Regions from separate parts of the Homo sapiens genome. Here region 1 is linked to region 2. Evidence: chromatin contacts called from ENCODE Hi-C or POLR2A ChIA-PET data. All regions are on one chromosome and are shown on one strand. The core of a region is the stretch at or near the end of the contact, and the rest is flanking DNA. Distances in the headings are between cores, read along the strand shown.

Evidence for each region. A loop is a pair of places that touch in the nucleus more often than their neighbours do. ChIA-PET counts read pairs that join two places held with the same protein, here RNA polymerase II (POLR2A). Pooled maps may share reads with other maps.
Region 1: a loop to region 2 is called in a map of heart right ventricle, with 3 times the contacts of the local background. The contact joins two enhancer-like sites. A Hi-C loop is called at or near these places in 22 of 168 maps with a recorded cell type or tissue (A673, HCT116, MCF 10A and 10 more), 5 of 37 single-sample maps with no recorded cell type and 25 of 50 pooled maps. POLR2A ChIA-PET finds 5 or more read pairs at or near these places in 1 of 52 experiments (activated CD4-positive, alpha-beta T cell).

Annotation. Positions count from the first base shown.
Region 1 is chr12:2,579,561-2,584,940 of GRCh38, reverse strand. CACNA1C (calcium voltage-gated channel subunit alpha1 C) reads right to left here. Exons shown (of 47, transcript NM_000719.7): 14 at 3,144-3,351; 15 at 1,999-2,119; 16 at 324-438. Among named protein-coding and RNA genes, the nearest start is that of CACNA1C-AS2, 90 kb to the left of the region's middle. Within about 2 kb of position 1,765, at least 6 of the 41 ENCODE cell types and tissues checked have a DNase peak (open chromatin) inside an H3K27ac peak, as active enhancers do; they include heart right ventricle, where a contact is called at or near this core.
Region 2 is chr12:2,381,661-2,387,426 of GRCh38, reverse strand. The region is part of intron 3 of CACNA1C (calcium voltage-gated channel subunit alpha1 C); the gene reads right to left. Among named protein-coding and RNA genes, the nearest start is that of CACNA1C-IT3, 110 kb to the right of the region's middle. RefSeq lists an enhancer at 51-160. Within about 2 kb of position 3,651, at least 6 of the 41 ENCODE cell types and tissues checked have a DNase peak (open chromatin) inside an H3K27ac peak, as active enhancers do; they include heart right ventricle, where a contact is called at or near this core.

The DNA.
Region 1 (5,380 bases), core at 516-3,015, 200 kb before region 2:
GAGCTGCGTTTCCCAACTGAGTGGTTACCTTTCTCTCTCCCCACCCTACACTCCTGCCACCTATCACAGCTTCTCAAAAGATAATCCCAGCAGGTGGAGAATATGACACCATTGCAGAGATTATTATAATTCATGATGGTCCCTACCAGAGTGATGCTTAGGAATTAGGAGAGAGGCCCAACTTAGGAAGCCCCAAACCCAGAGTCCTCCTAGGAGGGAGAGCCAACAGAGGCTAGCAGTCAAGCCTCTCTCTGCCACCAGTGGGAAGACATTCCACAATGGGAGCCCTGGAGCCCCAGGCCTGGGCAAGCTTAGAGGGTTACCTGGCCAGCTTCTTTCTCTCCTTCTCCTCTTCCTCCTCCTTTTGGGCAGATGTGAGGCTCTCAGCATCAGCCAGGTTGTCCACAGCAATGGCCAAGAACACATTCAGTAGGATATCTGTTTGTGTCCATTCTTAAAGAAAATGACCCTTGGTTTGGGGTTTTGGTGGGCACAGGGGCACGGGGGATGTGGGGCGTGCAGGGTAGAGCTCCTCAGCAGAGAGAGCTTGAGGGGGAAGCAATTTGAGGGAGTCAGACCCCAACAGTGTTCCTCCCCTCCCCTTCCTCCCCATCACCCTCCTAGCTACCTGGAGCTATCAAGAGGGATGAGAACAGGCTAGCCTGCACACTGGAGCAGGCGGGAGGGAGGCAGCAAGCCCTGCCTTGCACTTTAATTGCTGGGTTTCATGATTGCTTTCCCTGCTGAGATGACTGGCTGTAATTGACATTATAAACAGCATTGTCTCTAGCAGGATGCAGAACGCTCTTAAGAGCGGTTTATTATAACTGGGCGCTGAGGGGGTGGCTTGGTATCTCTGCCAACTCTTAATGTGAGCCTGCACCCACGAAGACCCTTGGAGGGTCCATCTGGAGCCAGCCAAGGCTTGGGAGTTCCCAGTGGAGACAGTTCTTTGCCCTTTCTCCTCCCCACTCCACCAACAGAAACACTGTGGGTCAGAGAACTGCAGAATCAACGAAAGCATAGCTGGAAGGGGGCTTTAAGTCTGTGAAGTCTGACCCCCGGCCCCAGGCACCCAGACATTCATATCATTTCACACACAGGGAAGCCGCAGCAACCCAGGCTGGGGAAGAGGGGCTTTGTCCAGGGTGGCTTCTGAATGTGGCAGAGGCCTTGCATGCATGATCCCATGAAAACTCCCAACGACCCTTTATGTAGTAGGTTCTATGATTCCATTGCCACATTTTACAGACACTGAGGTAGAGGACCTTCAATCTGCAAGAGGTCATCCAGCTGGGAAAAGAGGAAACCTTGTCTGCAGGCTTCCATGACTGTGTTTTCTGCACTGCCTTAGCTGGGACTTGGCCCAGAGCTGTTCCTATGTTACCCCTGGCTCTGGACGTGACTCTCTCGGGGTTATGAGCTGGGGAAGAGAAGCAGCACCCGTGGCTTGTGCCCTGGAAACCTGCCCCAGCCGGGATCAGGAAGGAGCTTTTGGGGCTGTTTGAAGTCTGTGCAGCTCTGCCCGTGACTAAAGTCCTGGAGAGCAGCATCAGAGAGAGGGCTGCTGACCAAAAAGCAGGAGGAGAGCTGAAGGTCACTTGAAGGACAACGGCTCATCCTCCCTCCCGGAGCGTCCCGCCTCTGAGCAGACGCCGCGGCCCCAGGGCAGCCGGCCCGCTCCCGCGCGTCCCTATCGCAGGCGGTGTGAGTGGCCGCACACGCCGCAACGCCAGGGGGCGCCGCTCACCCAGATTACGGCGACAGCCCGCCCGGAGCGCGGCGCCGCTGCGGGCCCGGAGGGTTCAGGAAGGTGAACCTCACCCATGCCAAAGCTGCAGGTTTCCACCCAGACCCACCTCCGCCGCCATGGGGTTCTAGGCTGGGTGGTGTGAGCCCGAGCAGGACCGCCCGGACCTGAGGGGCGTGCCCGTTTGGCACTGTGCTGCAGGCTGGGGGCTGGGGGCCGCAGGGGTGGGGGGCAGCAGCAAAGGATACAGTTTCCACAGATGAAGAGGATGATGAAGTAAATACAGACTAACATCCCTGGAAAAGAGGGGCCGCCATAAGCCATGATCCCATCATACATCACCGAATTCCAGTCCTCCCCGGTCAGGATCTGAATGACACATTCCCACCAATAAGGGACACAGCGTTAGACCAACAGCAAACCCAAAACCACCCTGCCCTGCCCCACTACGTCAACAAAATTGTCCAAAATTTCCCTTTCACTTCTTTCCCTCCTCCTGGCCCCCAATTCTCCTCCCCAGGGGCTCTGAGCTATTGAACTGTCCTTAGACAAAATGCCTGGCTATTGGCATAATATTATTTGAAGGGTGACTAAAAGGGCTTTTTGGCCCAAAGATCTCTGACTTTCCCCACACATGCTTGAGCTGACCGTCAGCCATTCCTGGGGGTAAGGCGTCAGGACCCTTTTGCAGTTGTGTGTTTGCTGAGACAGCCACAGGCTACACCAGCTTTCCCCAAACATTCGTCACTGGGGCATCATCTTCAAGACTTTGACAACATCTACATGTGATTCATTTTTACCTCTCAATCGATCTGCTTTTAAACTTAAATAGATGCCACTTTGAGTTTGCCCTAAGCCAAAATATCTATGAAATCACAAATTTGATGGGCTAGTAATATTTTTTTCAAGAGACAAGCATGGTAGGAAAGCCAGGGTTTCGTCACCCTCCCCTCCCCCAGTAAGAGCAGTCTGCTTTTCTTTATGTTTTGGGCTTTCATGGAGAATTTAAGTAAAGGATTCCATGGATAAGAACGATTTTTTTTTTTTTTATTTGAGACGGAGTCTTGCTCCGTCACCTAGGCTAGAGTGTGCAGTGGTGCAATCTTGGCTCACTGCAACCTCTGCCTCCTGGGTTCAAGAGATTCTCCTGAGAAGGCATTTTTAAACCACTTATATTGTTTCCCCTAATGGTCCACCCACTAGTGGAATTCCATGGCAGATGGGGACAGGGAAACTACAGAAAAAACTCAAGACTCTCCCGGGCATGGGCTCTCCAGGGCTGATCTAGGATGGCTGTGGCTGCCCGGTAAAAGGGTGCAGCTTCCCACACTCCTCCCACCACCCCGCCACTCAACCACCCCGAGTCCGAATCCCAGCAGAGAAGAGTCCATACCTGAAACACAGTGAGGAGGGACTGGGGGAAGTTATCGAATGTGCTCCTCCGGGTCTGCATCTCATCAAAGTTGAACTTTCCTCCAAAGAGCTGCATCCCCAGGAGGGAGAAGATGATGATGAAGAGGAAGAGGAGAAGGAGCAGGGAGGCGATGGAGCGCACAGAGTTCAGCAAGGATGCCACCAGGTTGCTCAAGGAGTTCCAGTACCTGAGAGCCAACAGGAGGGAGGTCAGCACTCTGCCCCTTGCTGTCCTCCCCATCGTGCCTCATTCTCACAACTGCCCACTGCAGGTTCTCAGAGGAGCTGCCACTCTATGCTCTTTTTCCCTGCCCGTGGGGGATGCGTGTTGGTGGTGGTGTGAGTTGCCACCCTGGAGGGAGTTAATTCAAGGTCTCAAGATGATTAATCTGTTGGGGAAGAGAGGGGGACAGTGGTCAGAAGCCCGCGACCTAGCTCTGCCGGCTACCTGCTGCATGTGCCTCTGGGCAAGACATTTCACTTCCCTGCCTTCTGCATCCCCATCAAAAAAATGGAGATTGTTGTAGCCCTTGCTTCATTAGGCTATGGCAGGATTGCGTGACATGATCCACCTTTCCCCAAAGAGCCCCCTGTAGAGTGCCTGGCACATAGTTGATAAAGGTTGGTAATCATTGTTGTCACTGTTGGTCTCTAAACAGAAAGAAAGCTTTTTTTCCCCCACCATGAATGCCAGTCTGAGCTCAGCCTATAGGCAGCAGCCTTCTAGCAGAGGCAGGAATTAGGTCACCCACGGGTAAGAGAGAGTTCATGGCTTGGTGGTTTCCCAAGTTTACGCTGTCCTAAGAATTGTTTCTTTAAGGGCCTTTCCTCTTGAGATTGTGATTCATTAGCTGTAGTTTGGGGCCCAGATATCTTTGTTTCTAACAAGCATCCTACAGGATTCTGATCAGCAGGTGAGTCTGGGAAATCCTAGATTATAGCAAACCTGTCACACCCACTGGGGCAGCTCAAAGCACGAGTCCTCTGAGTGGGCAGGAGCTCGGTCCTGAGGGGACATGGGCTTTCAGTGGGATTCCTGGGGAGGAGGTCCCCACTCCTTACAGTCCTGGGGCCTCTCTCCACTATAAATACAGCGATCCTGGGAAAATCCCTTTCTCATGACAAAGTGGGAGGGGGAACCTACTAATGACTGCTGGATGCAGGGTGGGCACCTGTGTGAGGGTCAGCTCAGGACCAGGAAGTGCACCATGGCAAAAGGACATGGCCCTGAGGGAGCAAGAGCAAGAACAGAACAATCTCATTTCCCTCTGGCCCCCTCTGGCCCACCTGCCTCCTAGGTCACTCCCTTGAGAGATTCCCAGCTCATCACCAATCCAGACAGTGGATTGCTTTTGCTGCTTCAGTGAGTGACATGCAAGCCACTCCCATTGCAGCCACAGCCTGGGCTCATCTCTGCAGAGAATGGTTCCACACCAAGGGACAGAAGCAGAGGGGTCATAGTTTGGATGGCAACATGAACTCTTTACCAACCTGCAGCCTCGAGGGCACCTTTGGCCTCCACAAATCCAGCTTTTCCTTACTTCTATTTTGCCTGCCAGCCATACCCCCTCTGTTGCAGAATATTAATATACATCTATTTGTATCTGTTCTATACAGTCTTGTCTCACCAAAATAGGCTCTAAATTTTAGACGGCAGAAGATTGCAGGGTTTTGTCCCCCTCCAGCTTCCCAACTCTGTCCTTATATAAATTCTGTACAACCCAGTATGTGTGATGGACTGCCTGGAGCCCCTGCAGGCTAGAGGCTGTAGTGATCTGCTTAAAGGAAAAAGTAAGAGAACCTCTCTGGGGGTAGAACACCCTCCCCTCTTACAGCTAAAGCAGTTTTCCCAAGCCTGCCCGGTGATCAACATCAGTAGAGGTGGCTGGGCATGGTGGTGGCTCATGCCTATAACCCCCTTTGGGAGGATTGTCACTTTAGGAGGTCAAGGCAGGAGGACTGCTTGAGGCCAGGAGTTTGAGACCAGCTTGGGCAGCAGTGTGAGACCTCATCTTTAAAAAATTAAAAAATTAGCTGGGTGTGGTGGTGCATGCCTGTAGTCCCACCTACTGGGGAGACTGAGATGGAAGGATCACTTGAGCCCAGGAGTTTGAGGCTGCAGTGAGCTATGTTTGCACCATTGCCCTTCATCCTGGGTGACGGAGTGAGACCCTGTCCTAAAATATTAATTAATTAATTAATAATAGAACAACAACA
Region 2 (5,766 bases), core at 2,402-4,901:
TGCAACCCCTGCCTCCCGGTTTCAAGCGATTCTCCTGTGTCAGCCTCCTGGATGGCTGGGATTACAGGCGCCTGCCACCACGCCTGACTAATTTTTGTATTTTCAGTAGAGCCGAGATTTCAGCAAGTTGGCCAGGCTGGTCTCGAACTCCTGACCTCAAATGATGCACCCACCTTGGCCTCCTAAAGTGCTGAGATTACAGGCATGAGCCACTGCACCCGGCCAGTCATTGCTTCTTTAATCATCTGAGTCACCTCCTAACTGAAAGTGCTCTGAAGAAAGTGCCCTCCCCTGCCTTGCACACCACTGCATCTCTAGGCCTGGAATAATGTTGGCATGTTATTGAATGAATAATGAATGGACAGAATTCTAAACCTGGAATAACTAAAGTCAGTTTAAAAAGTCTTATTGTTAAAAGAGCTGTGAGAACCATCTTCACACCACGTCTAGCAGCAGCAAGCTCAGAATGTGGTCCATCACAGGAATGGCAGTAATTTACTCTTCCTGCCTTTAGAAAGGCTGGGTCAGGTGGAGGACTGGGGTGGCAAGAAGGCTGCCCCAGGAGTCAGGAAACCTGGTTTAGCTCATTTATCCATCCAGTAAACACGGACTGAGCATCTACTATGCTGGTGCTGCACTCCCTGCTGGGATGCAGAGAAACAGGGCACGCCCTTGCCCTCGGGTGCTTAGTGTCTAATGGGGGTGGAGATAGAGACACATAATCAGAAAGCACCATAAAATTCTAAAAGCCCTTTAATGAGAAGACATACAGGTCACAGAGGCAGAGTGGTGAACCTGTGTGGGGAGGAGGTATAGGAAGAGCTCACACAGGACAAAGTACTGAGCTGAGTTTTGGAAGATGAACAGGTGCTTGCCAGGCAGACAAGGAAGTGACAGGCATTCCAGGCAGAAGAATCAGTGTGTCTAGGAGTAAAAACACAGAATGAGAAATAACATGGCACTCGTGTTTGGGCCACTGCAGTTGGTTGTGTGTGGCAGGACTGAAGAAAGTTGGGGGGAAGAGGAGAGTTTTTCTAAGAGATGAGGCTTGCTCAAGAGGCAGAAAGAGTCAGATCCTGGCTGGTGCTTCTCAACTCTGCTGCTCATCAGAATCAACCGGAGGAGCTTTAAAAAAATCATGTAAATACCTGAGCCGCAGCCAGTGATATCAGTGTTTAATGACTTGTTGGGGGGCAGGGGCTGATTTGTAGCATTTGCCAATTTCTATGATGTAAATACTCATGCCATGGTCAATTTCAAGCTACCAATGGGATGTCACTGACTGCAGAGTTGGGAGGAGATGTGTAGTAGCACACCATTATATAGTATTTCCACCCAGCAGATACAATCAATAGAAATTACCTCGAAAGGTAGTAAAGGCATCAGGCAAACCTGACTTTTGAGTATGTATTACCTTTGTTTTTAACATAATGTACTTACTTACAAGTTTGTATAATTTTTAATAATGGTCATTTAACAACCCACTCATAAGATTCCTGGAAGCGATGGCCTCTCCTGAGTCGCTGGGGCTGGTTCCAGCTGTAGGACACCACTGGCCCCACCCAGGCCCACTCTATGGAGTCACTACGGGTGAGACCCAGGCACGGGTAATTTTAAAAAGATCCCAGGTGATTCTAATATACACCCAGGGGTGAAAACCACCTATTTGTAGCCCATGTTAAGGAGTTTATAGTTATCCTAGGGGCCACTGAGGCCATTGCAGGATTTCAAGACTTTTAAACAGAAGCAATTTTACCAGGTTTGCTTCTTAGATGGGTGAGGCAGCCACAGAGTGACAGGTGAACTAAGAATGGAGGGAGGCAGGGGGACCCGTCAAGAGACTGTTGCAAATTTCCAGGCAAAAGCTGCCAGGGGCCTACCTAAGGCTACAGAGGGAGGGAGGTCATGGAGAGACAGCAGCGGGTCCTAGCTGCCCTTGGGTGTAGGGGTGCTAAGTGGATAAGGTGAGGGGGATACAGGAACAATTTTAGTTGCTGGTGGAGACTGAGAAAGTTGAGGAAGTTGTTTTCTGATCACCTCATTTTTTTTTTTTCCTATCAGAACTAGGTGATGAGGTTCCGTTGCCGGGAGAGGGAGGCAGGCATCAGAAAAGCCTCTGGCCCGGCCGTGCAGTACCTGGCTGTGTGCATCTGAGGGGGCCGGTCTTCCTGTCTATAAAGCCAGGGAGCTCAAGCAGATCCCTCTGAAGTCTCTTCCAGCATGGAGACTCTGATTCCATCACACTGGCATTTGCTCATGTTTTCACTTTCTTAACTTCCCCGGTGACTCAAATTACAACTTGTTATGGGTATAAAGCCTCATTTTCTCTGGGAATCTGGACTACGTCTTTGTAAGTCTTCAGCTCGGGGCAGGCAGTTTCAATCCTTGGGGAGCGAGCACTATGCTTACTTCGCTCTCATCTCCCTCCTTTCACGGTCAGTTGGCTCCCCTCCCTGAGGCTGACCACTCCCAGCCCCTTTCCAGATGGCGTCTAATAAAGCCGAATGGGACAGAGACGTACCTTCTGGATAACTACGCATGCAGTAAATTCTAGCAGACCAAAAAGTAAAAAGATTTGCTAAGCCAAGGAGTGGGCTTTGCTCAAATTGCAAAGGAATTTCTCCAAAGGCCTCTTGCAATGCCTTGCTATGGAGTTCATCTGTCCCTGCAGTGCCTCTACTGGTACTATACTATGCCACGGTGAGGACCAAGACTGCAAGAGGCTGGAGACCCAGGTTGCAGGTTGCCCATGTGGCTTACTCTCCCTCCACCTCCCTTCCCTTTCACTGTTGCTGCTCAGAGAAGGAAAAGTGCAGGGTTGTCTACCAGGAAAAGAAAAATAGGGCATGTACACAAACGGAGAAAGGGAGGCTGGGGTTGAAAAAGAGTCATGAACTGGAGAGACTGACCATGGGCTTTTGTTAGAAAGAAAAAAAGGAGACAACAACAGGGTGCCAGGAGACCTCTAATTGTGCTCATTCTTGCTAGAGTCCTTCATGGACTCTAGGCTCAGTTCCGAATCCACGACCAAAGTAGATGAACTTGGAGTAAGATCCAACAACATAAGGTGATTAGGGTCAGAAAGAACAACTTGCACAGAAAGGGTGAAAGACGCACAATGTGTAACCTGGAGGAAAGACAGTAGAAACAAGATGTAACAAACATCTTCGAGAATATGAAGAACTCTTACACAAAGACAGTACAGTAACCCGCGATTCTCCGCCAAGGAGCATGCAGATGAGTCACCTGCGAGAAAACTTGAGTGCAACAGTGTTTCTGGTGGCACTGCTGCTAACCTGGGTGGTGTGTGATCCACAGAAGGAAGGCAGCTTGTCTGGAGGGTTTTAAAAATCAGAGTGGTCCTTATCAGTTTGCTGAGGTTCAGATGAGGTTCTCCATGTAGGGGTGGCAAATGCATTCACAACCTCTCAAGTACCTTGCACCCGGAGGATCTGTGATTTCCCTGCTCATTAGCACCTTTGGCAGAAAGGGAAGCCAGGATGAAATGCTAATCAATTAGATTTCCTGCTCATTAACAGCTCTTCTGAAATGATTAAAGGAGGAAGTGAGAACCAACAGACAAATTCAGGACTGGGCCCTGGCCTCTTCTTCTGCCCTCTGGCCCATTCTGCAGGGCGTTGTCTTGCACTGGCTTCTCACTGGGGCAAAGGGTACTTCACTGTATTTTTGGTTCCTTCTATTTTGACGTGGTTTGAGTGTTCAGCTCTCCCCAGCAAGGCATGGGAAAAGGCTCTTTTCCTTGCCTTGGCTCTGAGACAAAATCCTTTCTTAGGATGATTATTATTGCTATTCACATTATCATTGCAGACGAGGCAGTGAAAATTCCCTACTTACTCTGCTGTCTCATTGGATCGCCTCCTCTGTCTGGGAATTCAGGCTTTCCATTTATAACTCCACTGGTTTATCGTAGGGTTGAAGCTGACCCCTCGCTCAACCGGACATGAAGACATCATTACTTAGAAACCAAGGACAAAGGGCACATTCCTGCCACCCAACGAACTACAGCTATGTTGCTGATCTCTTACCACCCAGGAGTGGTTACGATTATTCCAATGACAGTAAGACCAGGCAAAGGGGGAAATTCCAGGCCCCTAGGTTAAGCATCGCCACGAGACAACCCGCTTTAGTCTCCACTGCTCTTGTTTGCCTTTGCTCCCACCCACCCTTCTTTTCCTGAGCCTTCCAAATGCTACAGGTGCTGCTTGCATATGATCATAGTAATAGCTACACTCGTTTAGTGCTTACAAGCCAGGCACACCTACACAGCACAGCACCCCATTTTATGGAAGAGAAGGCTGATAAACCACTTGCCTGGATCACACAGTTCATTAATGATAGTGCTGGGACTTGAATCCAGGATTACAAACTAGTTCCAGCTGATCTAGAGTGCATTAGGGAACACTGCCTCTCTTACCTACAAGTGGCCTTGGTCCAGCCTGCTGAGCCCAGAGCTAAGCAGCTTCCCAGCTCTGATCCCAGTGACTAATACCAAGGCTTTCCCCATCCTGTGGGACTCTCAAGAACAGCTGAAAGGCGGTTGTGTCAATAAGCCCATCTCAAGATCTCGGATGAGCTCTATTCTAAGTCAGTCAGTTCCACATCGATGCAAGTTCCTTTCAAATACTCATGGGTTATTTTCTTATTTAATGAGGAGGTAAAGGGTGCCCAGGGCAAAATACATTCTGGGATTTGCCAGTTCAGGAACATTTGCTTATGGGATATATGACTGGTTTCGAATCTCAGCACACACAAGGTTGGCTCCTACATCTCTCCTTTCTGTCTCTCACAGCCTCGATGTTCACATAAGCTCAGAGCTCCCCCTATGATATGATTCAGACACAAGCAGCACAGGATTGAAATGTGAATTGCCAATTTAGAGAAGTCTGTAAGCTTCTTGTGCTGTGGCTGCCTTTGGTGGTTCTCATGATGGCTGTAGGTCCTTCTCAGAATAATGTTCTTAAATGGAAATAAAGGATTGCAAATAAAGCCAGTTATGTTGAAATATAGATATCAAAAATATTTAAAGACAATTTTGTAATACACAAATATGCATGCTTCTTTGATAATATGTTAAATAACAAAATCTAGTGGATTACCAGAATTTTGAAGTAGTATTGAAAGCAAACAATATTTTTGAGATATTTGCAACCATCTTAACGTGATAAGAAAATATCCATGGTTTCTAATGGTGGACAAAGTAACAGAAACTGCTAATGCTATTGTGGTGTGTTGTCTATACTTGCGAAGGAATACCGTGAGAAATTTCGGCTAGAAGCCTGTGATAATAAAGATCCAGTTATTCTCCAAGTTCATAAACCCTCTGGAATTCCATCTATAGACTTCATGAACCCCAGTTTAAGAAGGGAATGTTTGGGAAAACAAATGACACAGAGAGGGATGGGTCTGCCCCAGGCTGGAGGCAGCACTTGCTTTGAAGGAGGGCCCTCTGATTGTTGGGCTGTCCCTGGGATCCATCTGCAGAATCCTCCCAGATGTTCTGATTCTCAGAGTTGTTTCTATCTTCTCCCAGGATACCTCCAAGGACTGGGAGATTTTCTTAAGCATCCCCATAGTCAAAGTCATTATTATTAATTTGTTAGTAAAATTCCAAATGAGAAATGCTGCCGATTGCTCTGAGATCATTCTATCTGAGTGAAAGCTAGAGATGGTGAGATGATGAGAAGGTAGCCAGTCTGGGGAAACTGGGTTAGTTCTCTACGACAAGGAAACCACCAAGGCTGCCCA